Regions from separate parts of the Homo sapiens genome. Here region 2 is linked to region 1. Evidence: read pairs that join two places in POLR2A ChIA-PET (ENCODE). Cell type or tissue: GM12878. All regions are shown on one strand. Each heading gives the region's core, and the rest is flanking DNA. Links, peaks and the distances in the headings are about the cores only.

Region 1 (15,465 bases), core at 4,342-12,341:
CTTGGTGCCCGATGACTTCAGAGCAGCTGTGCTGAGACATGAGTGTGGGGGATGGGACGGGGGCAGGTGAGAACTGGATCTTCTCTAGAGAAGGAAACTGCAATCAAAGGGTATTGGGTGTCTCTGCCTCCAGGGGCCACTGACTCCATGTGTCAATGGGAAAATAAAACAGGTGGAAAAGGGCCCCAGAGAGGCCCATGGTGCCAGTGAACCTGAGATTGGAGAAGGCAGCACTGTTCCAACAAAGTGCAGAATGAAAAGGCTACAAATGCCCGAGACTAGCGATGCTGCTCCTGGAACCTGGGAAGCTGATTTCTGGACTGTTTAATAGTGGTTGAGGGGCTCGGACAGACCCACGAATGAGTCTGGAGAGACTCAGACGCAGCAGGCACTTGAGTCACAAAATGAAAGAAAGAAATGAACTATTTTGCCTGCTCACTTTGTGCCAGCATTTTTCTGCCCTCGGTTAAGGATCTCAGTTACCCAATGATCGTGTGAGCATCCTGCAAGGGTCTGGCCCCTCTGTGGCTGTGGGCTGCAAAGGACAAGGGCTGGTTGCCCCACAGTTCCTGGTTGTATGCCCTGCATGCACCCACTCTTTCCAGATTTCCATTTCCTTGTCATAAAAGCAGACATAATTATGCTCCCTCTACCTGGCTGACAAAGGGACAGTCCCCAGAAGGGTACACACACAATGCTTGAACCTGTGTGGCTCAGACAGTTTTAGACTGGAGAAAGAGTGACCAGGACAGTCTCATGGATCCCTCCTCGTAGACCCAAGCTCTGAAGAAACCTGTTTTGCTGAAAATACTGTAATCTATTTCCAGGAATGGGAACGGGAATGGCAAAAAAGCTGAAGCCATAGGGCAGCAGGCCAAATAGATGATCTCCAGCCAGGACCAGGGGACCAGAGCTCCAGCCTAGCAGGCCCTGCTAGCATGGTCCAGCAAGACAGAAAGCCTGGCTGAGTCTTCCTAAGCAGCAAAGGGTGGCATAGGGCACCTGCCAAAGCCAGGAACAGGGCCAGGCTGCATGGGTGCAAGAGCCAGCTTCATAGGGACTTGCTCGGGGATGCTTGCAGGTCACTAAGTCTTGATTTCTTTTTCTTAGTAATCATAGTAGCAGAACCAGGCTTAGACCTGGGCACAAGCAGCCCCTGCCTTGGGCCCATGCTGGCCTCTTCTGGCCATGACCCCTCTCCACAGGGTAAGGAGTCTACAGGGCCAAGAAGCCTTAAGGAGGAGAAAGGATCTAAAGAGATAAGTGGAAGCAGGCAATTTTCCAGGGCCATCCAGCTAATCTGTATGATACTATCATGGTAGATAACGAGCACTGTCCATTTGTCCAAATCCACAGAATGCTCAACACCATGAGTGGATCCCAAGGTAAACCACAGACTGTGAGTGATAATGATGTGCTGTGCAGGTTCCGTGGCTGTGCACGTGTGCTGCTGTGGTGGGGATGCTGGTGGGGGGAGGCCATGTGTGTTGGGGGGCACATAATACAGGGACTCTCTGTACTTTCTGCTCAATTTTGCTGTGAACCTAAAAATGCTCTTAAAAAAATAAGGTTTCTTAATTAAAGAGAGAGGAAGACAAAGAGAGAGGGAGAGGGAGAAGGAGAGGGTCACAGAACAGCAGCAAGGGGAAAAAAAGGCCAAGTAATAACATCAGAGCCACAGAAGAGTAAAAGTCTGCACACTTTGGCTGGGGAGCTTCAGGTCTCAGCCTTCGTCTTCTAGCCCTCATGCGGCCTGATTCCCTCCGGGTTCCTGGGCTCCCATGGACAGATACCCTTGCTCCAGGCATCCTAATTCTGCCCCTTCTTTCCTTGAGCAGGGGCAAGAGCATTTCCTGCCCAACAAGAGCTGAATACACTGTCCCTGCCCCTCCTTCTTCCAGGGTCATTGGGGACCCACAGCCCTCACAGTGATGTCTGGGTGTCTGGGCTGCTTTCTTAAAATATCAATATTTATGATGATAGTATCTTCATTTAGGTTCACTAGATAGATCAATAATTAATATATTTACAAAAAAAAAAACAGACATCAGCTCATCAGGGTTCCCTCCAAAGCAGGCCCTGCTTCCCGGCAACCACACTAATCTTTCCAAAAGCACATCACTCCTCTGCTAGACACTCGAGACTCCTGCTCCCCTCCCTTCTTCCTCTTCTGCTCTCTTCACCTCACCTACAGGATTCCAGGCAGGCCCCATTTTGTTCAGGGTCACACACTAGAAAGAATACTCCAACGGGGAAGTGGAATGGCTCCGCCCCCACCTCCAGGGGTGCCGGGAAGCTCACAGGATGCTGGGCATGTCCACAGTCAGCACCTCCTCATGTCCAGTGGCTGGATTGTGTTCTGTCCCCACAATTGCTATTTCCAGCCCTCACCACCCTCCTCGTGCCTCTCACACCCCCACTTCTCCCTCCTACTTCAAAAAAGACTTCCTCTTTCAGAAAATAAGGGGAATCTCCTTGCAATGCCCTCAACAGATTCAAAACTTAAATGATGACTTTGTCCACTCACCTCCTCCTGGATTTCTATCCCTGACACCCGAGATGCATCTGCACCCAGGCCTGGTAGCCAGGCTTGCCCTCCATCTGGGGAAGGCGGTGTCCATCATTCTCCCCAAGGCCCATCCCCGCTCGCCTCCCCTTCCCTGCTGTATCAACAGTCAGTCCCCTCTCCCTTCTGCCTCATCCATCTCTCCTTTGCCACTGTCTTTTTCCTGACTAAAACATTCTGAAAAAACATCTCCCTCTATTAGCACTTTAGCCTACAGCACTTGGGCTCCATCCCACTGTCCCACTAAGACAGCTCCTGCTGAGGTTCCTAGTGACCTCCTTGTTGTTAAATCCAACCCCATGTTTCGTGTCTTATCTTAAATAACCTGTTGGAAAGCATTTGGCACCACTTCTTTATAAAACTGTTAAAAATTATCTACTCTTTTGGCTTCCATGGTGCCATTCTTTGCTACTTTTCCTCCTACCTGTGAGTGCTTCCCTCTCATTGCCTTGGCAGGCCCACCCTTGGATGTTGGTACCCACCCTCATGGTGTTATCTTTGACTTTTTTCTCTTCATACTCAATGTACTTACCCTGGAGAATGACATTGACTTTATAGCTTTAATTGCTTAGATCCTGACAAAACCCACATCTAAATGCTCAGTCTAGACCTATTCCCCAACTGTCAGTGAGAATGTCCAACAGGTGGACAGCTTCGTGTCAATTTGCCACGGGCACCTCGAGTTAAGGTGTCCCCAGCTCAGGCTCCATTTCTACCTCCAACCTTATCCTCCCTCTTGTATCCCCATCTCAGTGAATGCTATCACTGCCCTCCCAGCTGCTTCTGGTCACTACATCCAATAAATCATTCCTCCTTGATATATTAAAGTCATTCTCCTCTTCATTCCCACTGCAGCCCTGATCTTATTTCCAATTCTCATAGTTTCTCATTGGGATCCCTTCAATGACCAATTTGTTATGTCCTAGGTTTATTTTCTTATACTTTACTTATATTCTTCTAATTTTTCTACAATGGGAATTTATGAATAATACATTCCACACAAACAGTAAAACACTATTTTAAAATATTGTCCATGCAATATCCCTGCCTAGTAGTTCACGGTTGCCCAACCGTGCAAGCAGGCTGGACCGGCTTATAAAACTGGACACACTTCTCAGGCCACCAGAATACATTTCCACCTCCCTGTGTTATATGCTACTCCCCGTGCCACTTAGCATCATCATCTGAGTGCGCTGTTTGCGGGTGGCACGGCAGGAAACAGGAAGGAACTGAGGACGCGAGAGTCAAGGTTCAAATCCTACTTCTGCTAATAAATTGTGTGATGTGAGCAAGTTGCTTAGTCTCTGAGCCTCCGTTTCCTCACCAGGGCCATGGGAATAATATCCCCTATGTCCCAAGCTGGTGACGAGTCAGCAAGCTACCTTATGTGACAAGGTTCTGGCATGGCTCTTTCAAAGAGTAAGCACTGAGCCATGGACCATGCAAGAAAAGCCTCAATTCACACCTCTCACTTCCTTCATGGCCTAACTCCAAAAATATTACTTTTCTTCTGCTCTAATGTATCTTTCCTGAAATTATTATGCTTTTGTAGACTCATTTTGTCTCCCCAGATTGTGAGTGATCTTAAGGCGTGGAGTCCGCCCTCCTCCTTCCTCGGTGTTTCCCTCCACCCAGTCCTGGATGGTCTCTGCCCAGAGTCTGCCTACCAAATGCACAGAGTTACTAATGCAGGATTAACAAAGGCTTGCACTCAGTTCTTGGCCAAATCTGGAATCAGACAAGGGTTTTTTATAAAGCAGGGATGGGGGCAGGCAGCAAGGAAGGGGACATGCAGGGGCTGAGGGCAGGGCAGGGAGCAACTTACCTTTACACTGCAAACCCTGCCGCAAGAGTCCCCAGAGCAGGGACCCACAGTGATCGCAGAAGGTAGGGACCTTGTAGTTGTGGATACCGAACTTGTGGGGCATGTTGACGCTGAACCGCTGGGAGCCCACCTGCAGGGATGGCAAGATACAGGTTCACCACCGAGCTCCTCAGTTCCCCAGAAGACTTGTCAACGGAACTCTCAAAGAACTTTTTCCAAGAGAGCTTGTGTCATTGTAGGTGGCAGGCCCTAGCTTGGCTCTAAAAGCTGCCCTGAGGTGAAAAGAGCTTCCATCCTGCCCTGGCCTTGGCTCCTGATGCTCTTAACTCACTGTTGGCTACTCCATTTGACTGTGCAAGGCCAGGCCTACTCCCCAACATGGTCCTCTCCAGGACTTCAGGACTTTAAGCAATCATAGTACAGTGTCCTCAATGTGTACCTCAGGCCGGGTGCAGTGGATCATATCTGTAATCCCAGCATTTTGGGAGGCTGAGGTAGGCGGACCACCTGAGGTCAGGAGTTCGAGACCAGCCTGGCCAACATGGTGAAACCCTGTCTCTACTAAAAACACAAAAATTAGCCGGGCATGGTGGTGCGAGCCTGTAATCCCAGCTACTCGGAAGGCTGAGGCAGGAGAATTGCTTGAATCCGGGAGGCAGAGGTTGCAGTGAGCCAAGATCATCCCACTGCACCCTAGCCTGGGTGACAGAGCAAGACTCTGTCTCAAAAAAAAAAAAAAAAAATTGTACCTTCAATACTGCTGTGTGCCTGGAAGCCCCACCTAGGCAAAAAGTCTCTAGGAAGCTCAATGGTGGACACGGGATTCTGTGCAGCAGCGTGTAAACTCTGCACAATGTTGTGGAAACTGTGGATCAGTCAGAACGGACAACAATTAGGAGGAAGATGGCTAATACAGAATGGTGAGCACTAAGAATGCTAAGGTCTCAGCCCTGACCACACACCAGGCACCATTATCTCAGTTAAACCTCACCACCACCCTACAGGGCAGTCCATGGTTACCGCAACTTCACAGATGAGGAAATGAAGGCACAGCACTATCATACCCTGTCCCACCCAGTGTCACAGGATGGCAGGGTCAATGAGACCTCAGGGGTGGAAGAGGCTAGAAGCATAACACATTTCATGGAAGCAAGGGTCTGCTGGGCTACCTTTCTGAGTCATCTCTGCCCCTCCACAGCGCTACCCTCCATCTATGTCTTTAGTGGAGCAGCTGCACCCCCAGCCCCTCTCAGTATCGGCAGGAGACCATCACCCAGGACATCCATGGGCTGGGGAGATCACTCTTGCTACCCCGGGGATTAGGAAGTGGCTGGCATGCGGCAAAGCTGGGCCTCAGCTCCCTGGCTGACTGATAAGTAACAGGCCCCCGTGGGGGACTAATGAGGGGTGAAATGAGAGCTGGAAAGGGAGCTCGACTTGAACGCAAGCATGAAGACAAGTTCCCTAGCACCCAGTTCCAAGGAATGGCTGATCCTTCCATTGGACCAAGATTTCACTGATCCCTACTGAAATGGATGGTCTACCACTTGAGGTCTTGCCTGGGAACAAGAATGTCAGCTCTACTGAAAACAACTATACTCACCCATTCTTAGATGCCTAGCTTAGGTGTGCCTGTTTGTGAATGTAGACATGTTGACTCTGCCATGGTCTCCCTCACTGCTAAGGAAGTACGAGATCACTGTGCCCACTCTATTCCTACACATACCCTGAAGGCATGGTGGACCTATACTGAGAATAGAGTCTTGGTCTCTCAGGAATCACCTCATAGGGGTATGAATGACAGACTAAGGCGAAAAAGTGGGGACGTTGTCCCAGGTGACCAAGAAATCCAGTGTGGGGGTGGAAAGAGCTACGTGACCCTCAGTTGGGACCACTAAAAACTCTAAGGTATCAGAGAACAGAGGGAGGAGGATGAAGGAGTCCACACAAGAGCATGCCACAGCATCAGACTGACCAAGAGACCAACACAAAGACGGCATGTGTGCAGGGGGACATGTCACATGTGCGCTTGCTGAGGAGGACACAGATACAATGGGGTGAGTGAGAGTCACAGAGAGAACATGGAGAGGAAGACAATGGCAGAAAGAATTGTGAGATTAAAGAAAAAAAAATGTGACACCAGTGGAGATGGAACATTGTTTGGTTACCACACCTGGAAGTGCAGGCAGGGTGTGAGTCCACCGCATGCTAAGACACACAGACATGAGATGGGGGGGACCGGCCGAGTGTTCACGGTGCAGGACACCCAAGAAGTCCATCACCAGAGCACCTTTTAATAGGAAGGAGGGCATTGAAAGCATGGTGTTTAGGGCTACATGTGTTTCTGGTGTGTATGTGTGTATGATGTGTGTATGCACAGGCATCACATTAAAGGTGGTTGCACAAAAGAACGAACTCAAAGTTTGGTCCCCAGCAGTTCAGTAACCCGGCAGAGGGCAAGCCCATCACCCTGAGGGGCAGATACACTGACACTAAGGGAGACTGGCCTCTGGAAGCACAAGGTGGTGGCGGGGAGAGCCAGGACTGGGAGTCAACTCCACCAAGCTAAGAAACCCAGAGCCTCCCTCTCTCAGTCCCTGGCAATTTGTCCCTTGGTGATACATGTCAAGTTTGGGAACACACTTCACTGGAGACTTCTTCTCACTGCTCAATATGCCAGGAAAGACAGTCAGAAGAACTGGGTCACAGATCAAGCTGGGTTCTGAACATTTCAAATCTCAACCCTTTAACCTGCATGGCATGGACTCTTATCGGACCTTTCCCTCCAAAAAAGTGCAGAAGAGCTTTAGAGTCCTGCAGAGGCAGAGACCTGCAGGTGATGAGACTGAGATCCTTGAGGGAGGGACTAGTGTACTCCTCTTTGTTTCCATGGGACACAGCATAACGCCTGTCATACAGGACATACCCAGTAAATGTTCAATGGAATGTCCATAGGAAGGAAATAAGGCAGACAGCAAGCAAGCCATCTCTTTCTTTCATTTCCTCGTGAAAGCAACAGTGATGTACTGGGGTCATGATCCTAGACCAGGAGTCGGGAGGTGCAGGTGCTGGCTTGCAGTCTTAACCACAAGAGAGCCCCTGCAAACAATGTTGGTGCTCTGGGCTCAGACTAACCTTCACAGACACAGAAGGCTCAGTCTAAGCCTTGTCCTTTGTTGCTTTCCAGAGACAGTATGAAAGCAGAAGGAGAGAGAAGATGGGAAATGCCTTAGATGCCAGGATGCTATTTGACTCAATTATTAAGAAGCAGGTAGAAGTCTCTATAAGTCAGTCCTCTTGGAAGTCAAATTGTAGACCAGCTGATTATAAACCTACCCAAGGCCTTTCTCTCTAACCCGCGATTCTAATAGCCTATGACTACACAGAATTTATTTCCCCCAGAATTAAGAGCATGCTCTTGAAATCAAGTGTTCTGATAATACCTACATCCATATTCACAACTGTCATCTTCCTCAAAAAGGTTTTTTAATCTATCAGTGGGACTATCATTCTCGTAATTGCTCAGTTAGGTGAACCTAGCTTCATTGTTGCATTTTCCTGCTTCCTTACCTCTACCAAACTAGGCAATCTGATGCTAGTTTCTAAGATTAAGAGACAACGTAGTGCAGTGGTCAAGGGCTCAGGCTTTAGAACAAACTGCCTGGGTTTGAAAGTGGCTCTTAGCTGTGTGATTTTGGGCAGGTTAATTTCACTCTCTGTGCTTCTATTCTGTTGTAAAATGAAGATAATAACATCTACCTCATGAAGGTTTTTATGTGATTAAATAATATATGTTAAAGTGCTTCAATCAGGGCACGGTAAGTGCCCAGTGAATGTTGACTCTTTTTATTCCCGTGGTTGTTGCCGCCTCCTAAGTATTCCTTGGGCTTGCTCATTCCACACCACTCCCCCATCAGCTAGCTCATTAGACAAGGTTCCTGCTTGTGTTTCTATTACTGTTTATTACCTGTGAGGAGCTAGTGACACATTGGTTAGCCATTTTAGTTCTGATGAGATGATGCAATAAAAGAATTCATATTTTTCTTGTGGGCTTCAGTGCTGGGATCACACTGCACTTGGCATAACATCCAAGGGGATAGAACTGACTTGGACCTGTGCTCATCCTGCGGATGGTGTCTCATGCCAGAAGACCGTGGACAGCTCCCTTTGTTTTTTTATCAACACAATGAAATGACAGGGTCTCAGGCAGAGAAGGTTTTCTTGGGAACCACAGAAGAGGCAGTGAAGGGAGGGGCTGGCGGTGAAGAAGCCCAGAATTTCCGTGTCACCAACACTTACCTGGTCGGGGGTCTCCTGCTTCTTTAACCCAGCACACTTTGTGATTATGAGCTCGTGGCACCGCTTGTGGACCACGCAGGTGCAGACTGCAAATAGCAAAGACAGGAAGGCTGAATGACACTCAGGAAAGGGAGTGTCCCTCCCAGGATCTATTCAGGGCTTGGTGGAGTGACAAGGGGAGCCAGGCCCCTTCTGCCACTGAGCCTTAATTTAATACCCTCCCTAAAGTCTTTTATACAGCTATTTCAAAACACTGTCCTATCAGAGCCATCAGTTTCCTAAATGCTCCAGAGAGCAAGGTAACATTTATATTCAAAGGACATTAGCAGTTTTCTCCAGTTGAGGGAGTACTGATCAATTTTCTCACTTCAATACGCCAAGGTCAAGGAAAAACTTCCTTCCAGCCCTCCCATGGAGCACTGCCTATTAAAGGTGTTGTAGTGGCCTCGCACCCCACTCGGGACCATGCAGGGTGGCTGACGTGATAGGGGGAACTGCAGCAGGCGGTGCAGAGGTTCTGAGGCTTTTTTATCTGGTTGTGTCCTGACATACCAAACTTCAAAATTCCCATCGACTTTAATACTTCCACAAGTGGCCTATATCTGTGTTGTTAGTGTCATGGAGCAATGTGGGCAGTAGGTGGCTGAAAAGGTAAGTAACTGTGTGCGTGTTACCCCAAGGAACAGCAACTTCCACCAGACACTACCCCATGGGTGAGACCCAACAGTGCTTGGCGAGGAGACAGGAAAACCTCCCTGCTCTAACCTCAGCAAAACCACCGCATGACCATGCCACATTTCCACCCTCCAATTTTGTACAACTTAAACTTGCATTTGTAGTCAATTAACTGGAAAGGAATAATCTTCAATACCTTCAAGTGAGCTTTACATTTTTAAGAGCTAATGATCACACAGCCAAGACCAAAAAAAGGGATTAGACAAGGACCTTTCAGTGATACCAAGTACAACGAGCAGGCGAGGAAGCTTCTTCAGGGAGGGAGACAGGGAGGGATCTGGCAGAATACACAGACCCAGTTCAGGACAAAGTGGGACTTTCAAAGAGCCTCCAACTGAAGCAGAATGTCTCATTCAGAAAGATGAAAGTGCCACCTGCTCCAGTTGAGACACAAAGGCCGGGTGGATTGGGGACCTGCTGAGATCACAAGGACGCCTGGAGACAGGTGGCACCTGCAAATGCCTCCCATATATATTCCCATATATGCAGAAGTAATGGTCAAGTGGGAACAAAGAAAGCATGCAAGCTGTGGAGAGCCTCCAAATGTCATCAGACTGAGCACCTGCCTCCTATGGGTGCCAGTGATCTGGATCTAACCACGGGCCTCTGAAGATTTAATTCATAAATGCCTCTTACCTTGACACTGGTATCCCTGCTTTCCTATGACACCCCTGAAAAGAAGAATAACATTTTTTTAAAAAAAGTGAAATCTTACCAGGTCAAAAAACAAACAGAAAAACCACCCAATTTGGGCCACCACCCACATAGCACCAAGTACATGAAGTATGCAGAATATTGTAATTTCTCTCTCACTTGCAAGGTGCCTTAAATGTCTCCTTCCAGAAGCCCACAGAGGGCAGTCCCAGTGCTTGGGGAGGTGCAAGGTTTGGTCAGCATCAGAGCTTGATTTCCTATACAGAGAGCCATTCCTGTGTGGTCAGCAATGTTCTGGAAAGCCACAAACGACCCTGCTTGCTCCTGGTAGGCATTGAGCAGTGAAGCATACCTTTCCTTGTGGATAGAATGGACATTCCTCTTCTCCCAGCACCAGGACACGCTCTGTGGGCCCTCTAACTGTGGAAGAGGGCTGCAGCTGGCAGGTATATTTCCCTGGGCAGTCCAAAGACCACCAATGGTTCTAAGCCAGTCTGTGCCCCGAACTAGAGGTTCAAGAGGTTGTCTAGGTGAAGGCCAACATTAGAGGTTCCTTCCATGGCCAGAGTGGTGTTCCCAGGGCAAGACAGAAAGTCAGCATGGACACAGAACTATCACACAAACCCGGCCTTACCCCTGTCCTTAGTGTACTAACTACAGATGGTCAGGGAGCTCCCTGAAGTTCCCAGCCCAGTGGGAACCAGAAGCTATTCAGGCTCCACCCCAGGGAACCTAGAGCTCAGTGGCCTTTGCCCATGGACTTAGAGGAGACCTGGATCTGTAAGACCGACCACTCAGTTCATGACCAAATGTAGCAAGTGAAGGTCAGACAGCTGGGTCTGCCCTGGTAATTGGAAGTATCTGTGGCTGGAATGGGGCATTATTTCTGCCTCAGTTGGGCTGGGCTTGCTCTGAGCTATATCATCTCAGATGTCTACGCCAACCTGGATGACTGGCTTTGTGACATCATGAGGATAAGACAAGTGACTACTGGACACCTGGAATCCAAGGGGTCCTCAGAGCCCAGTGCAGATGTCCCTGGCTGGGTTCATACTGCATCCTGGCCTCACTCGCTCTCCCCAGTTGGATCCAAGGGTTCATGAAGGCAACCTCTACATCAGCTTCAAAGAGCTCAGACAGCTTGCTAGAAAGGCTGGTGGGATGTCAGGAAAAGTATCAGCATTAAAAGTCAGACTACTAGGGGTAGAATCATACTTCTGACACTTCCTAGCTAGAGGACATCAGGCCAGTCTCATTTTCATTTCTGAGCCTGGGTATTGTTAGTGGAATGGGGCTGGCCTTCGATCATCTTTATCTCAGCCCCTCTCCTCCTTCCAGATTTTTTTTTTTTTTTAAGACAGAGTCTCACTCTGTCACACCCAGGTTGGAGTATAGTATAGCGATCTCGGCTCACTGCAGCCTCCACCTCCAGGGTTAAAGTGATTCTCATGTTTCAGCCTCCCAAGTAGCTGGGATTACAGGCGCACACCACCATGGCCAGCTAATTTTTGTATTTTTAGTAGACACAGGGTTTCACCATGTTGACCAGGCTGGTTTCAAACTCCTGACCTCAAGCAATCTGCGTGCCTCGGCCTCCCAAAGTGCTGGGATTATAGACATCAGCCACCGCACTTGTGCCTGGCCTCCTTCCTGATTTTCTAACAAATCCTAGGCATCAGATAATTTCACTTGTAAATAATTCAGTGAATTATTTTTCAGTGGATTATTATTCAGTGGAATCCTCACCCTGAGGTGTGTCTGTAAAAGATAAGTATTCTTTTTAAAAACACACAATCAGCTGGGTACAATGGCTCACATCTATAATCCCAGCACTTTGGGGGGCAGAGGTGGGTGGATCACTTGAGGCCAGGAGTTCTAGATCAGCCTGGCCAACATGGCGAAACCCTACCTCTACTAAAAATACAAAAATTAGCCAGGCGTGGTCGTGTGCTCCTGTAATCCCAGCTATGTGGGAGGCTGAGGCATGAGAATCACTTGAACCTGGGAGACAGAGGTTGCATTGAGTGGAGATCATGCCACTGCACTCCAGCCTGGGCAACAGAGCTAGACTCTGTCTCAAAACAAGACACACACACACACACACACACACACACACACACACACACACACACACAGTCACAATATCCTTGTTGGTTACTAAAATCTTAACTCTTTTCATAAAATTCTAGGTATAAAGTTGCCAGAAACCATCGCTTCTTTCCATGTATTTCCCCCTATGTACCAAACACACACTTAGCCTTCCATAATAGTCCCCTGCATTCAGATAAGGAAGAAACGAGGCACACCAGCATTCTTTAAATGAGGTGCATAGTCTCCCCTACCCCATCCCCGACATCTTGTAACAGAGATGTTGTAATTAGAGGTTCCCAAGAGAAAGGCTTACCAGATGAAGTCTCTGCAATGGGAGCAGTAGGTGGGCTGCCGAAGATAGGTGGCCATGAACTTGTGGCCGTTGACCTGATGGACCCTGCGCCTGACGGCCCCCTGCCGCTTCCTCGGCCGCATGCGTTCCCTGAACACACGCTCTTCATTGTCTTTAGGGGCTGGGGAAGGACAAGAGCAGGGAAGAAAACGGAGTCTGGGTTAGTGCACCTTCAAAATGAGCTCCCTCTGGAGAGCTACTCCATCCCTGGGGGAGTGGAGCTGGGGTGGGTGAGAGGTAGCCTTTGTGTGTGGAGGGACTCGGGGGTCTGAGGAGTCCCACTGAGCAGCTGGAGTGAGCGAGCACATGTAGGGTGGAAAGGCCCAGAGTGTGCCTATTCCTGCTATATCCTCAGATTCCATCCAATCCAAATTCTGCTCCAGGGCTGGCTGCCCTTTCCTCCCCACACAGGCTACAGCTGGTTTCAAGGGCTTGGGGGTCAAAAGGCTCAAGGTTCGCATCTTACTGCAACTCCTGAGCAGTGTGACCTTGGATAGGTGGTGTTTCCTCCCCCTGAGCATCTGAGCGCATCTCCCTTTGTAAATGGCAATGGCAGTGCCAGCCACAGGGGGTGGCTTAGAGGACGCAATGAGATGAATCTCCACACCCTAAGCTTCCTGGCTCAAGAAGTAGCTGCCTAATAAATCTGACTTCTTCCTTCTTCCTCTTACCTAGACTAAGCCAACCAAGAGCATTTTCCCAGAGGTCAAAAGGAGAGGGAAATATGACACAGTGAAAGTAGTTTCTCGAAGGCTCAAGACCACCACCATGGGCTGTAAAGATCCCACTGGAGTCAAAAAGATCTTCCCAATACCTTCCTTCCCTCCAGTTCTGAGACTGCCCCACCAACTGAGAATGCCTTGCAAGGGGACTCACAGATGATCACAAAAATAATAAAGATAATTGTTATGGGCTACATATTTTTGCCCCCTCAAAATTAATACATTAAAGTCTTAACCCCCAAAGTGATGCTATTTGGAGATGGGACCTTTGGGAGGTAATTAGGTTTAGATGAGGTCGTGAGGGTTGAGCCTCCATGATGGGATTAGTGTCCTTATAAGAGGAGGAAGAGACCTGAGTGAGTGAGCTCTCTGTCATGTGAGCAAGGAAGAGGGCCCTCAGCAGATCCCACCCATACTGGCTCCCTGATCTTGGATGTCCACCTTCCAAAACTGTGAGAAGTGAATGTCTGTTGGTTAAGACACCCAGTCTTTGGTATTTTGTTATTGCAGTCTGAGCTGATTAAGACAAGGATGACCATGATAAATGTTTATCGTGGGCTTACGCTCTGGCAAGTGCTATGCTAAGTGTGTTATATCTTAGTGATACAATACATCTCAATGAACCCTCGAAACAACTCCACTTGAAGGGTACTGCTATTAGCCCCATTTTACAGGTATGCAAAGCGAAGAATAGAGTTTAAGTAACCTACTCCTGTTAACACAGCTACTCAGTGGGGAAGCCCAGATTCTAACCCAGAGAGTGAGAAAGAGGCCATTGTTCCTCCACCCACACGCTGCTCTGAAGGACGGCCTGCACTCCTTACAGAAAGTCCCCAAGCTCTCATCTGAGTGGCTTTCATCACCAAAGAGTCCAGCTGCCTGTGGCTTCCCCAAGAACACAGTGGGCAGGCTTTGGGCTTCTTCCTAGGTTTCTGACACCTTCTAGAAGGTCTCCTAGAAGGTCCCCTGCACAGGTCAGCTTAAAATGCACTGGAAGGCTCTGTGCCCCCAAATATCTCCAGGCATCAGCGAGTGCCTGACATCTCACCATAACAGGGCCAGTCTTCAGGGGAAGAAGCATTGATCCCTCCTGGACCTCTCTGAATGTAAGGTTCCCTGAAGTGGAGGTCATATGTATGACCTGAACAACAGATTAATCCAAGGGCATCTTGTTATTGGAGGGTAGGGTAGAGGGAAGGTAAAATTGAAGGAGGTAAAAGGTGAGAACAGGACCAAATGCGCAGCGTGTGCTTCCAAGGACGCAGCAGCCTCTGAGCAAACAGGCAGCTGTTTATTGGAAATCTGCCCTCAGCGTTCCCAGACTGCATCTTCAACACAGGCTCAGATGACCCGGGTGGAGGTCTGCTTGTGGATCCCCTTGCTTCTTGACCCCTAGCCCACCTGGGTTTCAATTGGTGCTTATTGTTTCAAAAAGTCTCTGGCATCACCGACCTTCTGGGTACAGAAAGCTCACCACCTCCTACCCTGCTCCAACCTAGGGGTCTTGACCTGCTGACCAAATTCTCACGGGAGGACCCAGGTCTGTTCTAGTATAGAGACAGCAACACACACAGCTGCAGAAGTATGGCAATCACCATTCGGTGCTGCCATCATAGGCAAGTTTTTGTTTCGCTTCATACTTTCACAATGTGTAGAATGTTCTACTATTTTCATAAGCAAGAACAAAAATATGACAACCAAAAACCAAATCTATTCAGTAGCCCTTACTTGCTACAAACTTACCTACAAAAATCCAATCCAGAAACATCATCCTGGGCATCATAGGACACAGGATGCAGGTTATTTTCGTAAAAGAGCACCCTTAACTCCTTTCACAGGATTCACCACGGAATACATTTGAACAGTAAGCCCGTCTCCTAATGCATTTAAGATGCAATTTGATTTACAAATCTCTCAAATTGACTAGTTGTTTTCATCCTGGGAAACTATTTTCAGTTAAAATGGTGATGGGTCCAATCTAATTTTCTCAAAGGAACACTGTTATGACGGTGGTTACAGTCCTTCCTAAGAGTCTTATTTCCCAACTTTTTACAGAAATGACGAGCAATGAAACCAATCGTTCTAAACTGTGTTGACATCAATCCAATAGGGCAATATGGCAACCAATTAATTTGACTCTATTCATTTCAAAGCTGTCTCAGCGGGGTGCCCTGATACCTGGAGGGAAGCTGTTTAAAGTTGGCAGGGGTGTGGAGGGGGA
Region 2 (15,465 bases), core at 4,982-12,981, 91 kb after region 1:
CACTCAAAACGGCTGCAGTCTTCCTGTCCTGCGGGACTTGGATTCTAAAGAGAAGGCGCTATGGCCTATTGGACAGTCTCCCCAGCCTCTAGCACAGGGCTTGGCACAAAGCCAGGAATGAACATGTAAGTCCTGAAACAATGAGTTGGGTGTATGGCCTAGCTAAGAAGATTGGGGGCTGCTTTCTTTTTGGGACATTCCACCCTGACTGATGCCTTTTTCATGGACCAGGCCTTAGAGTTCTGGCAGACCCAAGACAGGGGTCCTTCACAGAAGTCCCTGTGATCATCATGGCATGGCCTCATGCGAGTTCAGCCAAGGCAGGCCTTCTCCACTCCCTCCTCAGAGCCACCCTAGGAAATCCTGATCTGGTTACAATAGTATTCAAATCCCTCTCTCTACTCCTCTATTTCTATGTCCCACCCCTCTCCATCTCCCACACTGGTACTCTCTTCCCACAGTAACAGTAGTGGTAATGATAGTAACAGCCAGCTTCATGTTTTATATAGTGCTTTCAATTGCACTGGTTTATTAGATCCTCAGCATAACCAGATAGGAAAGCCCAGGGGACATCTGACTTACTCAGAGTCCTCAAGCAATGTGTGGTGGGACCAAGCTTCCAGACTCCAGCGACCCAGTCCTCTCTGAGTAGCTTTCTGTTCCTTAAGTGTTATCCAAGTATCTCCTAGTGTGAAAGTCAAATGCCCTACCCTTTGCTGCTGCTCTCTGTTACCCACTGAGAAGACAGACAGCTTCCAGCAGGTAGATCCTAATCACACTAACATGCTCAGACTGAACATAATTTCATGTGTTTGTGGCTGTTTTAAACTATGCCCACAAATTCTCTCTTACTCCTCCCTTCAGAGGTGAAGCTTAACTCCCCTCCCTCCTAGTGTGGGCTGGACTTAATAACTCGCCTCTAATGAATAAATAAGGTGAAGCGATGAGTTGTGATTTTAGAGACTAGGTCATAAAAGCCACGTGGCTTCATCTTTGCTTTTTGTTTTTGGGAATTAGACTATTACCAGTCATCTCTATCACGAGGGGCCTGCAAAAGGGAACCACGCCTGTGCCTGGTGTGCACTTGCCCAACTGCGTCCTTATTGACTGAGATGAAACTGCTGGGCAAGAAGAGGTATATACTTCTGAAATGACTATCATAGAGATCGCCCAAATCACACCAGAGGTTGGGCAAATCAGTATCCTACCAGCAGTTTATCCGGGTGTCTCATCATGCCCTTGTCAGCAGTGATTATTAAAAGCCACTTCTTAACTCAAATAATTTAATTTCTTGTGATGGAGTTTCAGGAAGAACCATGGAAAGATATGTGAGTGGCTAAGAAAACATTTCCTCTCAAATCATAAACCATATTGCTGTTTTCTCCATCTCAGTACCCCCCACACTGACCTTGACTCCTCTTACTTCAGCTGGGCTGCAACCAAGGCAGGAAACAAATAATCTCTGTCATGAAAGCCACTGAAATGTAGCCATAAAAAATGGGGTGCCATCTCCTCTTGCACCTCTAAACATCTGGCAATTATCATGGGCAAAGTGCCTTTTACCCCACTAAAGATACTCAATTGCATTCTGTTCTGTAACACTAACTATTCTTTCATCCATTTGACCTACATAAACTTTCTTCAAATTTTAAAAATAAAAACAAAAAATAAAGATGATGTATGTCTATTAGCACAAAACAAGATGGGCAACCTGACCAAAAAAGGGGCCCTGATTTCCAAGTTCGCAATGATGCCGTCTCTCACAGTGATTACCAGGCTGTGTCCTGAGGAAGATCAGTGTCCGCAGGTCTACAGATATTACATCACCTTCAGGAGATACAGTCTGGGAATGCTGGCCAAGATTACATGAATGGACGGGCCGATAGATGGACTGATGAATGAAATATATTCATGCCTATACTTACTGAACTAAAGAGTGAAGTTTTCTAGATAATTTGAGTATGTGTGTAATACAGTTTTAGATATTTCATATTATGTTATATTTAATACTACCAATGCAGTTATTAATAGTAATTTTCTTTTTTTAAGAGATAAGATCTTGTTCTGTCACCCATGCTGGAGTGTGGTGGCACACTCACGGCTCACTGCAGCCTCAAACTCATGGGCTCAAGGGATCCTTTCACCTCAGCCTCCCAAGTAGCTAGGACTACAGGCGGAAATATTCAGCTAACTTCTTAAATTTTTATTGAGATGGGGTCTCGCTATGTTCCCCAGGCTGGCCTTGAACTTCTGGCCTCAAGCAATCCTCCCATCTCAGCCTCCCAAAGCATTGAGATTACAGGCATGAGCCACGGTACCCTCAGTCATTTTCTCATATGTCCTTGCTTCAAAGGCTACACATGAAGCTCTACTGCGCACCTAAGTCACTGTTGGTTACTCAGGAGAGCATATTCAATCTCAGGATTATTTGCCAACTGCATATGTTTTCTCTGCAATCTACTCCAATAAAAGTATACATGCACTGCGCTACTTTGATAAGAGGTATAGTGACTCAAAATTGCCTTTTGTCTTGTAAGTATTTACGCACATTTCCCAGAAAAACCTGTTTCTTGATTCGAATATGTAAACCTAGTATATAAAAGTCAGAAAAGAGAAGTTCAGAAAAAAAGCAAAAGTGGGAAGGACAGGCAACAGGCATGTGGATGGTTGCAACATCCTTTGGGAACAGTATTTCCAAGGAGACAGAATGGAGCAAAAACTCTTTTAACTCCCTCCCAGCCACAGCCACGTAAAGTCCATGACTTTCATCTAGGTGCAATGGCACAAGCAGGTATGGTCTGCTAGTCAGGAAGTGGAAGGTCACCTGAGCTCCAGAGTTCGAGGCCAGACTAGGCAACATAGCAAGAACCCAACCTCTAAAATTTAGCAAAGAGTCCATGCCTTTCAAATTTCTTCCCTTAGACCCCACACAGACCACTCTAGGCATGGCAGGGATAACTGACCATTTAATCAACCTACAAAGAGCGAGGTTAACTGACTCGGACAAGGCAACACAGCCAGGTTGAAGGACCAAGACCCAGATATGCTTACACCTCAAAGGGGCAACATCTAGGTTAGCAACACTCATTTGTGGATGACCACCCCACTCCTGCGCATCCAGGACAACCATTGTGCAGTGCCCACGCTCTACCTGAAGTGCCCTCCTTCATCTGAGGCCTTCCTCGTGGACAGTGTCACACGGTGAACTTCAGCCACAGCCCAGACACCAACTCCTCTGGGAGCCCCTTGCCTGCATCCTCCACCCTTCTCTATCACAGCCCCAACCCCTGCGGCCCTACAGCACTTCCTCTACACCTGCGCACCTGCGTAGATTCCTGCCTCACTGAGCTGATTCCTGCTTTCCTACTGCACTGAGATTGAGACCATCCTTTTCCACTGGATTGCCCCAGCCCCTAGCAGAGATTAAGGGCTCCGTACAATTTGATTCAGCTGAGATGGAAAAGCTGACATCATCTACCCTGCATGCCATTAGAGTGACTTCTACCAAATGAATAAAACATGATCATTTTGCATAAACTCAGAAAAGCATTTTTTTCCTCTAACCAAATTGAAGAAGAATTAATTGAGCACTTCCTGGTGTCCTAACAGTTAATTCCTTTTTAAATCACCACATGGCTGCCATGCCTTGGGTGGCTGTACCATGTATCCCCACCATCCAGGGACCAGCCAGATGACATCAGGGTGCGGAGAGGCAGTTAGGCCTCCCCTCATTGTATAGCAGAGTCTTGTTTTAATGAAAAAGTCCCACTTTCTTCCCCGACTGAAACTCCCTTAAGTCCATATAAGTCACTGTGGATGGAGAGGTACTGTTACCGTAGCTGTGTGTGTACTGAAGGGGCACCTCTACAACCGACAGTGGCCAGAAGTGAGAAAATAAAATGGAGAGTAGTCTAGAAACATGTGCCTCATCCAACCCACTCCGCCTGAAAAAAACTTCCTTCCTTTCTCAAGAGACACCTGGGCGCCTTTTCATTCTCCCTACCACGTGGCCAAATGCTCACAACTAATGCTTAAGTTCTGAAGTTTACCCAGGTAGAGACGGAATCATTGATGACATTTATGTGTTCACTCAAAACAAACGAACGGGGGCACAGGGGCTGATGCCTGTAATCCCAGCACTTTGGGAGGCTGAGACAGACAGATCGCCTGAGGTCAGGAGTTTGAGACCAGCCTGGCCAACATGGCAAAACCCTGTCTCTACTAAAAATACAAAAATTAGCCAGGCGCAGTGGTGGGCACCTGTAATCCCAACTACTCGGGAGGCTGGGGCAGGAGAATTGCTTGAACCCAGGAGGCGGAGGTTGCAGTGAGCCAAGATCGCGTCATTGCACTCCAGCCTGGGCGACATGGTGAGACTCCATCGCAAACAAACAAATGAAAAACACAAAAGGCAAAACACATAACTTTCTTCTACTTTAGAGGAAGTGGAAGGGAACTACTGTGTGTGTGTGCCAGGCATCATGGAGAATGTTTCACATGCACCGTCAACACATCCTCACGTCCACTCCAGAAAATGTATCACCAACCCTCATCCTAGAGTGAAGACAACCACATTTCAGGTAAGCTAAGTAACTTGCCCAAGGTCACCTTCCTTCACACCCTGCAAAGATGTGTCATCTTAAGAGATTCTTCAGTGTTAACTAAATGACGCTACTCCCCAGAGCATTCCATCTAGTTTGCCCTCTATCTTAAGTTTATCCTCTTGATTTTTATTGGCTTCCTTATTGGACTCAACTTCCTTTCCCTTAAGATGTCGCTACCTGGCATTAACCAGGTGTTCATTGCTCAAAGTAATCAGTTTCCTCAATCCTCCTTTATTAAACAACCTGTTTCCTTAATCACTCCCTATCCCCAACCCGCCCCCAGTGATTCTGCTACTGAGTGCTTGCTGGCTAAAATCAGCTCTAAGAGATCTTCGAAAACTGATACCACAACAACTCTCATTACCACTAGTCAACAGACATGCACTATTGAACACCTAATGTGTGCCAACCCTGTGCGACAATGTGTATGGGCTGCAGGGTATGGAAGGGATCAGGACAGTGTTTGGGTGCCTCCTATGCCCAGGGGCATTACACATTACCTCTTTAATCTGGGGTACATTTATATCCATTTTACAAATGGGCAAACTGAGACCTAAGTTAGAAGTCCCTTGCCCGGAAACAGAGAGGCTAGGATTGTGGCCATAGAGCCCCAGCCTCTCCAGGAGGCCTCCTATATGCTGCCTGGCACAGTGCAAAGAGCCCTCCAGCATACAAAGAACAGACCAGCCCCGGTCCTCAGGAGCTCACCGCATAGTTGGGAAGCCTGGCTGTTCATTAAGAAAACTCTGCAGTTCAAGTGAGTATTTGCAGGGGGATCAATGAGTGGGCAAATAAGAGTGGCCCATGAGGTGGGAAGAGCGGGGCACTGGGGGAGGCCCCAAGCAGAAAGACATGAGCCAGGCTGGGCTTGGTGGCTCATGCCTGTAATCCCAGCACTTTGGGAGGCTGAGGCGGGCGGATTGCCTGAGGTCAGGAGACCAGCCTGGCCAACATGGTGAAACTCTGTCTCTGCTAAAAATACAAAAATTAGCTGGGTGTGGTGGCGGGTGCCTGTAATCCCAGCTACTCAGGAGGCTGAGGCAGGAGAATTGCCTGAACCCAGGAGGCAGAGGTTGCAGTGAGCCGAGATTGCGCCACTGCACTCCAGCTTGGGCGAGAGGGCAAGAGGTCAAGAGGGTGAGACCTCATCTCAAAAAAAAAAAAAAAAGAAAAGAAAAGAAAAGACATGAGCCAGGCTGTGCTGTGGGAGATGATCCTGAGGAACAGCCTCTCCCTGTGAGTCCATCACATTGACCCTGCCGGACTGCAGTCATTTTCACAGGTCATGCCCTTCTATCACCAAATCTCCCCAAGTTCTCTGAAGGAACAGGCCACTTCTTTCCACCAAACTACTCAACTGAGCGCTGCATGTGCTCTGACCCTTCCTAACTTTCCCTTCTCATTCTTCTGCATGTGAACTTTGCTGTGAATATGGCCTGCAGGGTTCTGTGAGGGTCGCAAACAGTCAGCCCATCTTGGAGAGCCCCTTTCAACACTTCTCTGTGCAGCGGAATGAGGCAATGGGAAAGTGGGCAGGAGGCCCAGGCTGACTTTCACGGTGAATTCCCTGAGCCCCGTGGAGATGCTGCCCTTGAGAAGTCATCAATCAACAGCAACCCCGGGGGGTACATTACTGACTGCTGCACATTTCTGGTCGCTCTTTCTGCAAACAGAAGGGTACATATCAAAGTTCTATACTGGTGCAGGCTGTAAGGACAATCTATTTGCTATCAGTGTGTGTCGGGTAAATCCATATCCCATTAGGCCAATTTTGCTCAAGCATATGCCACTTTCACTTTTATTTATACAGACACATTCTTGAGTCTCTGGCAAACGATGCTACATTTGCTTCTGGGCCACCGCCAGGGCAGCCTTTAAAACCAGGTGGGCACTCAGTACACCTGGGAAGCATACAACCAAGGCAACTCCATTTGGTCTGTAACACAAACAGAGCACAAACTTAACCACACTGCCTTTCCAAAGGCACTTGTCCCCCTCCTCCCTCACTCCAGCTTGCCTGAGTCCTCAAGTCCTCAGCTTGTCAACACTCAACGTATGATTTATGCACTTCACTTTTCCTGTTCCTAGTTATTTTTTTCTTCTGCTCTCTTATGAAAAAAAAAGAAAGTATCAAATACCTAGTGAGCCCCGTTCATCCAGCACTGTGTTAAGCAATAAGAGAAATACAAAGAACAGCTGAATGCTGTCCAGTGGCTTCATCCATCTAAGTGGACAGGCATGGGACATGAAAGGGCTTACTGAGCAATGCACACTTGGGCCATGGGAGCTCAAAAAAGCTGTCACCTCTCTCTGGGGAGGTCAGCAGAACCTGAGTGGAACAGATTTTGTTGGGCAGAGAGACGGGCAAGCCTTCTGGAAAACAGAACCATTGAAAAGCAATCGTGGAGATGGTAAGGTACAGGGCATTTGGGGACCTGCTTACATGGAGAGAAGCTGGAAACAGAAGCCAGGTGTCAACTGTGGAGAGCAGGGCCAAGGTAAGCAGGTGGCCTTTGCCTTCCAACAGGAAGATATTAGATTTGAGCCACCGTGTTGTTTTGCTTAACAGGAATGCTGCGGCAGCACTGTGTAGGAAGACGTGGGGACGGGAGCCACTGAAAGCAGCAAGTCTGTACAAGAGATTCTGAGGCACCTGACAGTGAGGAGCACCTGGGCTAGCGTGGTTGCTATGGGAATAGAAAAGCAAGAACAACAGGTGCACATGGCATTTTTAAGGAGGGCCAAGGCCTTGTGACTGAGAAGAAGGGAGAGGAAGCAGCCCAAGGTAACAGTGATATGCCTAGCGGACATTTGGAGGCTTAGCACTGAAACCCCCACTCTACGTGCGGAAGATCCCCATTGCATGATTGTTGATGGAAGGCAGAGCCCCAGGTCTTCTACAGAAGCCGAAGGAGTCCAACACAATTTTCCTCCCACTGTTTAGGTGTGTGGCCCACCTTGATCACACAGTCCTACCTGGGACTTGGAAACTTGACGGGGTGAAAAGGACACAGGGATGGTTTAGGATTCAGTCCCAGAGAAGGCATTCAGTAGTGATAGCCAGCATCAGGATGGGAGCAATGGTGGCAGCTTTTGTGGTACAACTTGGGCCGACTTTCCTGTGGCATGGCAGGGTGTGCTTTGCCAACAATACACCAGACTGCCCATTTCTTTTTTAGTTATGCAATGGGCTTCCAAAAAGTTCCTTGAGTCAGAATGAACAGCAACCCTAGGGGGTACATTACTGACTGCTGCACATTTCTGGTCGCTCTTTCTGCAAACAGAATGGTACGTATCAAAGTTCTATATTGGTAAAGGCTGTAAGGACAATCTATTTGCTATCAGTGTGTGTCGGGTAAATCTATATCCCATTAGGCCAGCTTTGCTCAAGCACATGCCACTTTCACTTTCCACTGCTGGCTGACAACTGACTAACCACAATATCAAACCCAACCCAATATCTACGCCCTTCCTAAAAGCCCTCATCTTCAAATACTCAGACGACACAGCCTCCAGCTCTGCTGAGCAGACAAAGCAAGCGACTTCATTGAGCACCTAACTTATGTTCCTTTCTGTTAGCCAACATTCCAAGGTCCAACTAGACCATGCGTGCTGTCAGGACAGGGGCCTAACATCTTCTAAATCCACTTCCATTGCATAATTCCACTCTATCCAACAAAATCTGACCTTAACCCATCCCTCAACCAGCATAGTGCCTTGTGCAGGGTAGGCACTCCATATACTTGTAGAGCTATCTGAATTTATTCATTCTAGGCAAAAATCTGAAAAGCCCCTCATGAGTTAAGTACATATTACTATGATGTTTAGAAAGTTTTGAAAAGACCAGGTGTGGTGGCTCACACCTGTAATCCCAGCACTTTGGGAGGCTGAGGCAGGCAGATCACTTGAGGCCAGGAGTTCGAGACCAGCCTGGCCACCATGGTGAAAATCCCATCTCTACTAAAAATATAAAAATTAGCCAGGTGTGGTGGTGGGCGCCTGTAATACCAGCTACTCAGGAGGCTGAGGCACGAGAATTGCTTGAACCTGGGAGGTGACCGTTGCAGTGAGCCGAGATCACACCACCGCAATCCAGTCTGGGAGACAGAGTGAGACTCTGTCTCACACACACAAAAGTTTTGAAAAGATACTGAGAAACAGAAGGAACAGAGAGTACTATGTACTGAAGTATTTCTATGACAGTTTCAAAATAATCCGAGGGAAAGAGGAAATGGGTACAAGTACAGATGAAGCAAGACTGGCCATGGGTAATAACTAAGCTAGGAATAGGTCCATGGGAACTACATTATTCTTTCTGCTTTTGATATTGAAATTGTCCATAATAAAAGCTTGAAAAGATTAAATCATAACTACCAAAATTAAAACGACTATCCTTCAGAGTCTAATCACCAAGGGAGAGGACTCAAATCTCCGGTAATGGTGATAAGTAATTGCTCTGGAACAGACAGTAAGCACTGAGCTCCATGTATTAGAAAAAGCTGGGATTCAGTAATAATGCTAAACCTCCATTTACTAGAGTGCTTTCAGGGAAAAAAGGCACTTCAATAAGGGACTGACCACTGAGGATTTGAGCCTAAAGAGCACAGAAGAGCGAAGGGGTAGTGACTCTATCCTCTGCACGGCTCATGCAGTTGCAGCCCACATGTTAATCTGTGTGGTTAACTGGAGGAGGAGTGCGTGACCTTTGTGTACATATGAAGCTGGTATCAGTCCCAGAATATCAAGCTCACTAAATCAGAACACATAAAAATGGAGGGAGCCACAAGCACGCTCATAATTCTGCAGATACAACTTCTGTAATTCTGCAGCTGCCATTTCCCATTCCTGGGAAGTCTATTTAAGGCATGCCTGACTTCCTATGGGAACACACCTAGTGTTAAGAAGCAGAGGTGTACACTCAGATTTGAGGGCTTCCCCCACCCCACCCCACCCCACCAACAGCCAGTACTGCATTTAAATACTTAAGCAGAAACTTCAAAAAGGATTTGCCTGAGAATGACACACACATGCCACAGACAAACTCTGTTAAGTATTAATGTAGAAAATCAAAATCAGTGGGAGATTTGCTATAAGACACAAGTTCATCGTTGAAGGTGTCCTCTCACCCTCTTCTGCATCATCCAGTTTTTGGAGGGCGCTTATGGACCATTTATGCCTGGTGCAGTTCTCATCACTGTCTCTAGGGCTTTGCTGTCCTGGCTGCAAGTCCTTATAAGGTGGAGTCGGCTTTCTCCCGCCCTCCATACATTTCACGTGGTACCACTGCAGCTGTCAGCTCTCCTGCACTCACACCCCACAGCGTGTTTCCCTCCCCCAACTCGGTATACTCTTAGTCGCTGAGCTCCTGCCCCAGCTGCCCCTATTTTTCTTAAGCTAAATGCAGTTCCTTCTCTGTAACACCATCTGCTTCTATAACAGAGCAACCCAAATGCTATGTGGTCTACAGATAATTAGTATTTTGTTGTAATTTCTAATTATGATCACAGGTTACCTCTTTGGGGGTATCTCAGGATAAGTCTCAGGCCATCTGAATTCCTGAGAGAACCCCACACGGGCTGGTTTTGCTGGTCAAGGTCTCCCCACTTTTGATTCTCCTTGAAGGGCAGAGCACCATCTGTACTTGAGGAAATCTTATCATCTTGACAGTAAACATTCCTGATGGAGGCTATTGAAAAGGTTAACTCCCTGGAAATCAGACAAGCCTTTTCTCCACAGTACTCCCTGGCTTGCTCTTTGGAAGAGTATTTCTGGCCAGGTGCGATGGCTCACACTTATGATCCCAGCACTTTGGGAGGCCAAAGCGGGTGGATCACCAGAGGCCAGGAGTTCGAAACCAGCCTGGCCAACATGGTGAAACCCCCATCTCTACTGAAATTACAAAAATTAGCTAGGCATGGTGGCAGGCACCTGTAATTCCAGCTACTGGGGAGGCTGAGGCAGGAGAATTGCTTGAACCCAGGAGATCGCGCCATTGCAGTCCAGCCTGGGTGACAAGAATGAAACTCCAGCTCAAAAAAAAAAAAAAAAAAAAAAAAGACTGTTGGGAAATACTACTTCTGCATTTTTTAAAGATGAGGCATGAGGCTTTCCAGTGGCCAAATGTTTGGGGAACCCTTGTATGCTGTATCCACATCTAGAGATTCACAACAAACATTAGCATAGTAAAGGCTTGGCAATTAAGACAGCTTCTTAACATATTGTTTCCCCAAATAATACACAGTGAGACTAGAGTTCTCCAGAACTCCTTGGGCTGTTGCAACTACAGCTTAACAAGTTTCAAAGGAGCTAAGCAGGAGCTAGAGGACAAACCCAGCGCCTTTTGCCACTTTTAATTCTTTGCCATCTGTTATATCTGGGATCATCCACACACACATTCCCCAAAATATTCACAACGATTCCATGTTCTGGCTATAACCTCAGTTCTGTTTTCATCTGCTGACTCTGGAAATCTAGGTCCATTTCTAATGATCACAGATCATGGGAGATAACAGTGGATTGGCTTCCAGCATACATTCTATCCTTCTAGTGTGCCCACCTCTCCTATGTGGGCAGAGGATGGGAAGCTAAAGCCAACTCTCAAAGTCCCTGCAGCTGCAGTTCCAGATATGATTTCAGTTGGGCCAGTTAGATGTGCTTTTGTGAAATTTAGAACGCCAAAGTGAGGCAGAGACCACATTTTGGCAGTAGCTGCCATTTGCTCAGCAAGCAAAGTCCAAGAGGCACCTGGTTCTTCTATGACAGTTTTAGCCAATGTTGCAGCATCCAGGTACCAACTTTGTGGGTTCCAGGAGGCAGGACCAGGACATCATTTGCAGATGCTGATCATAGCTGATGTGGCATGGTTCTAGAACCATAAAAGTCATGGCTTCCTGATTGTGGGACCCTCTCAATCATGGCTGTTGCAATGTGGTTCTGGAGAAGTGGCTTCATCTGTAGGAGTGGCAACAGCTTTCTTGGTGGTCTAGTTCTGTAGTGTGGTTCCGGGGTACTTATTCCTGAAACCGCCACCTAGAGACCTTTGTCTTCAGAACTCTTCATAGTTCTATAAGCCATTTAATTCCTTATAATAAATCCCTTCCTCTTGTTTGCTGTGATATATTCTGCTTTCTACAACTGAACCTCGACCTACACCCTAACTCAATCTGTGTTCCAGCAAGGATGATCTAGCTTCTCAGTTTCATCTTGATGGCTGTGGAATTTCAGACACAGATCGCTATCTATTGTCCATCTAGGTAGGAAGCCTTCTGCACGGTTGACTGTGGCCAAAATGCTGAGAGTATAACCTGCAAAGCTGACTTTCTGCAACCAAGCATGTATCCTGGGTCAGGCCCAATGGGAGGCCCTGCCTATCAAGCAGGAACGAGGCTAAAACTTCTGGAGGAGCAACTCTGTTATAAGCCATTACAGATAGACACCATGTAAAAACCCAGGCATCAGAGTTTACAAGAAGGAGCAATACTCCTGGGTTCTAATTCCAGGCCATATTACTTAAACTCTGAGCTTCTGACCCCGTTCTGCCACGTGAGGCTAGTGACATCGTCCACCTCACACAAAGATAGGAAAGAACTTGAGAGTAGACCCGAAAGGTCTTTGGAAAAAACTATTCTAGTGAAGAATGACATTTATTACTACTACTATCATTACTAGCATTCAAGAATCATAATCAAGAAAAGAGGGACCTTTTCCCACACTTTTAAAGGCACTTTCTAAGTCTTTAATACTCATAACTTTTCAGCACATTGGCATTTAAAGAAAAAGGTTTACGAGCTTCATAAAAAATCAGCACTCGAAGTGCAATGCTTCCTTTAGATTATAGCCAAGCATTAGAAAGGTTTGAAAAAGTCATTTGACTTCAGCATTGTCAAGACTCATTGCAGGGTTACTGTTATCACGTCAGCTGTATTTTTGTGCTATTCTCCAAGATGGCTGGACTATTTCCTGTGCCCATGTAGTTAGGTAGTTCTGGGTTTTTACTGTTGCTGTTTATGTTTAAGCAAGCCTGTTGCTTCACTTTTTAATGCAATAGAAGTCAGCATGGCAGGTTTGTTTTACTGCTAGCATTAAAATGCCAAGTCCCCTCTAAGCAAATCCTCTTCACACAATCTCATAGTGTGCTCTAAGATAGCCAGACGGTCATGGGCAGGGGTTCTCAGGAAGAGACAGAACAGGCAGGAAAGCAGACAGCAGCCAGACACAGGCTACGGAGCTCAGAGTGGGAGTGGGTTAGGAATTGGGACAGTTGACAGAGAGGAAATGAGAGTCACCTGGAGCCAGAGCTCCCTGGGCTGAGGACAGTCCTGCAAGCACTTCACCATGCATTCTAAGGCCAAGAACAGAAATGGTCCAGCATGTGAAGCAAGCCCAGAGCCCATGGCCCGGACAGGTAAGAGTTCCACCTGCCAGCAAACGTGGGGTCAGTGGCAAGACAGCCCAGGTAGGCCTCTTGAGGAGGAAGAGGAGGAGCAGGAGGCCACACTGACCAGGGAGTTCAGTGGGAAAGATTCACGTTCTGGGGAGGTGTGGGTCTAACATTCTTTACACACCTGATTCTTGGATTTACATTGTCAAAAGAGCCTTCGTTAAAAAGCAACTCCATGGGATTTCTCCGAGGCTCCCTCGTGCACTTAAAATAAGATTTTGCTTTTTAAATTATCCTACACACAACATTTTGGGAAAATAACAAAAATCAAAGCACCCAAAACCCACAAATTTGTGGATTTGTTTTTAACTGTAAGAGAAACCATTTTACACTGCAATATGAAATCATAGGAGTTGCCCTAACCCCCAAAATTCACTTTAGGATGAAGTGTTTGCTTTGGCTAGAGAACTAAATCCTATCTGTTGTCAACAACAGTCAGAGAAATTTGGCTGGGCTACGATTATGCACTGCCCAAATGGCCATCCAGACCAGAGGCAATCAGACAGATATATTAATTCATGTAGATTAACTTTTTTAAATGAAGTGGTCCAGGCTTGTTTTGTATAGGAAGACATGTATCAAAATACACATAGCCACTCTCTCTCTCCAACCCAATTAATAGCAGCAGCTTCCTCCAAGGACACTGGAGAATGGGCTGCGAATATAAATGTCCCAGGCAGAAGGTCTCTGAAAGCCAGGCCTTCTGAAGAGAGCTTTGCTCTGTTCCCTAGGGTCGATAAAAAAAAGGAAGCTTTGTCAGGTCCCTTCCCTCCAGACACACACATCATTTTATTTGGAAGTCACATGGTGTGATTAAATTTAACTGGGTGGAGCAGTGGAAAACCACAGTATTAACAACATAATTCTTTCTGGGGAAAGATTCATTCTGCCAAGTGCAAAAGATAATTCTGAAAGCTCTGAGCCACTAGCTGCTTTCAACATTTGTTTTAAATCCAGAGAGACCAAGTCATAAGAAAGTATACCTCTGCTCACTGTGGCATTGTTTCTAGTAATCAAAATACTGAAAACTACCTGGATTTTCACTTGAGCTCTTGGTAAAACAACAACAACAACAACAAATATATATATATATATATATATATATATATATATATATATATATATATGGATCACATATAACAGATCACACGCAGCTTATACAATCAGACATGTGTCTGTGTCCGTGTGTATATGCACAGGTGCAGACAATTTCCAGAAGGAGACAGAAGTAAGCAGAAGTCACCTCTGGGGAATAGAACTGGTTGGAGAAAGGGTGTCTTTCGCTCTTCATCCCTCTGTGCTGGTTGAAGTTTTTACAACGAGCAAGTATTACTTTCATAAGAAAAACTAGCCATGAAAACATGTTTTAAAAATCACTTTAAGAGCCCACAGGCCAGGAACTCTAAAGAGCTCATTGTTGACTGGCTCAGTCACCAACAAGCTGTAGAGGTGGAAACATTTTGCAGCTGCAAAATTCCTTGCAGTTTACAAGGCATGTGCTGCCTCCCTTTATTCCTATAACATTGTCGTAGGTGTCGAGACAAGACACTTGCTGCCACAGTTACTGCTCCCATTTTACCTCCGTAGAAATGGAGACTTTAGAGATTGGAGGACTTGCCTAAGACCACAAGGATTGCAGAACAGGGAGATCTGGTCTTGAACCCAGGCCTCCTTCCTCACCACCACCCTGTCGTCATACTATGAACCCTGGACAGGTCACTTCTGGTTTTGGTTTACCCAGCAATAAAAGGGAGACTTTATCATAGGCATCCTTTCAACAAGTGAGTCAACAGTAGCATTTCTATTTTATCAAGGAGGAAACTGAACTCAGAGGTTGAGTAACTTGCCCAGTGGCAGAACCTGAACTCAGAACCCTCTCACCCCACCTCCTGGCTGAGATGCCAGGCCTCTCCAGACTTTCCCCTCCACCTGAAACAGTGTTGGTTTCAGGATACAGATGTTCACAACAGTCCTGGTTGTTTGCAAAAACAAGTATTCTAAAAACTGTAACAGGGAGGGAGGGGCTGGATGGCAGTCCACAACGCCACTCACTCTCAAGGCAGTTGCCAAAAACCCAGCTCTGTGCCCCAGAAGGCCTTGGGCAGTCTCAAAGATTCTGAGCGACTCTGCAGTAAGGGAAAAACCTCAGCTCTGCAAAGCATTGACAACGTGGGAAGCAAGCTCCAAGGATTCCCAGGACTTCTCCCCAAAGCCCAAGCCCCTCCCCAGGCAGAGAAAAGGGAGTTTCCCACACACTCTCCTGCCTGTGTGTGACCCATACCCTGTTCCCACAGTGGCTGTGCAGAAAGGATATGCCAGCCCCATTTGTCCTTCCTTCCAGCATGACAGGCGGGGAGGACAACCTCTTCCTAAGGAACTGACTGACATCATATAGGGAGTGTAGCATGGCATGGTAGTTGT

The links. ChIA-PET counts read pairs that join two places held together with the same protein. Peaks named below come from ENCODE experiments on the same cell type or tissue, not always from the same donor. Only the 100,000 strongest peaks of a DNase experiment are listed, where the experiment ranks them.
Region 2: POLR2A ChIA-PET joins it to region 1 with 5 read pairs; 3 of 35 experiments call an interaction of 5 or more read pairs at or near these places.

What each region holds. Positions count from the first base shown.
Region 1 is chr2:45,973,607-45,989,071 of GRCh38, reverse strand. It overlaps PRKCE (protein kinase C epsilon), which reads right to left. Exons shown (of 15, transcript NM_005400.3): 3 at 12,484-12,643; 4 at 10,062-10,096; 5 at 8,691-8,776; 6 at 4,392-4,521. Among named protein-coding and RNA genes, the nearest start is that of PRKCE-AS1, 310 kb to the right of the region's middle. RefSeq lists enhancers at 14,068-14,117, 15,079-15,465. In GM12878, for the core only: no CTCF peak of the experiment used is centred there; no DNase peak of the experiment used is centred there.
Region 2 is chr2:45,883,661-45,899,125 of GRCh38, reverse strand. The region is part of intron 2 of PRKCE (protein kinase C epsilon); the gene reads right to left. Among named protein-coding and RNA genes, the nearest start is that of PRKCE-AS1, 220 kb to the right of the region's middle. RefSeq lists silencers at 4,914-4,973, 4,943-5,115 and an enhancer at 8,630-8,779. In GM12878, for the core only: a CTCF peak has its summit at 9,813; DNase peaks (open chromatin) are centred at 8,055, 8,777, 9,271 and 9,855; H3K4me3 peaks cover 1,127 bases; H3K27ac peaks cover 3,749 bases.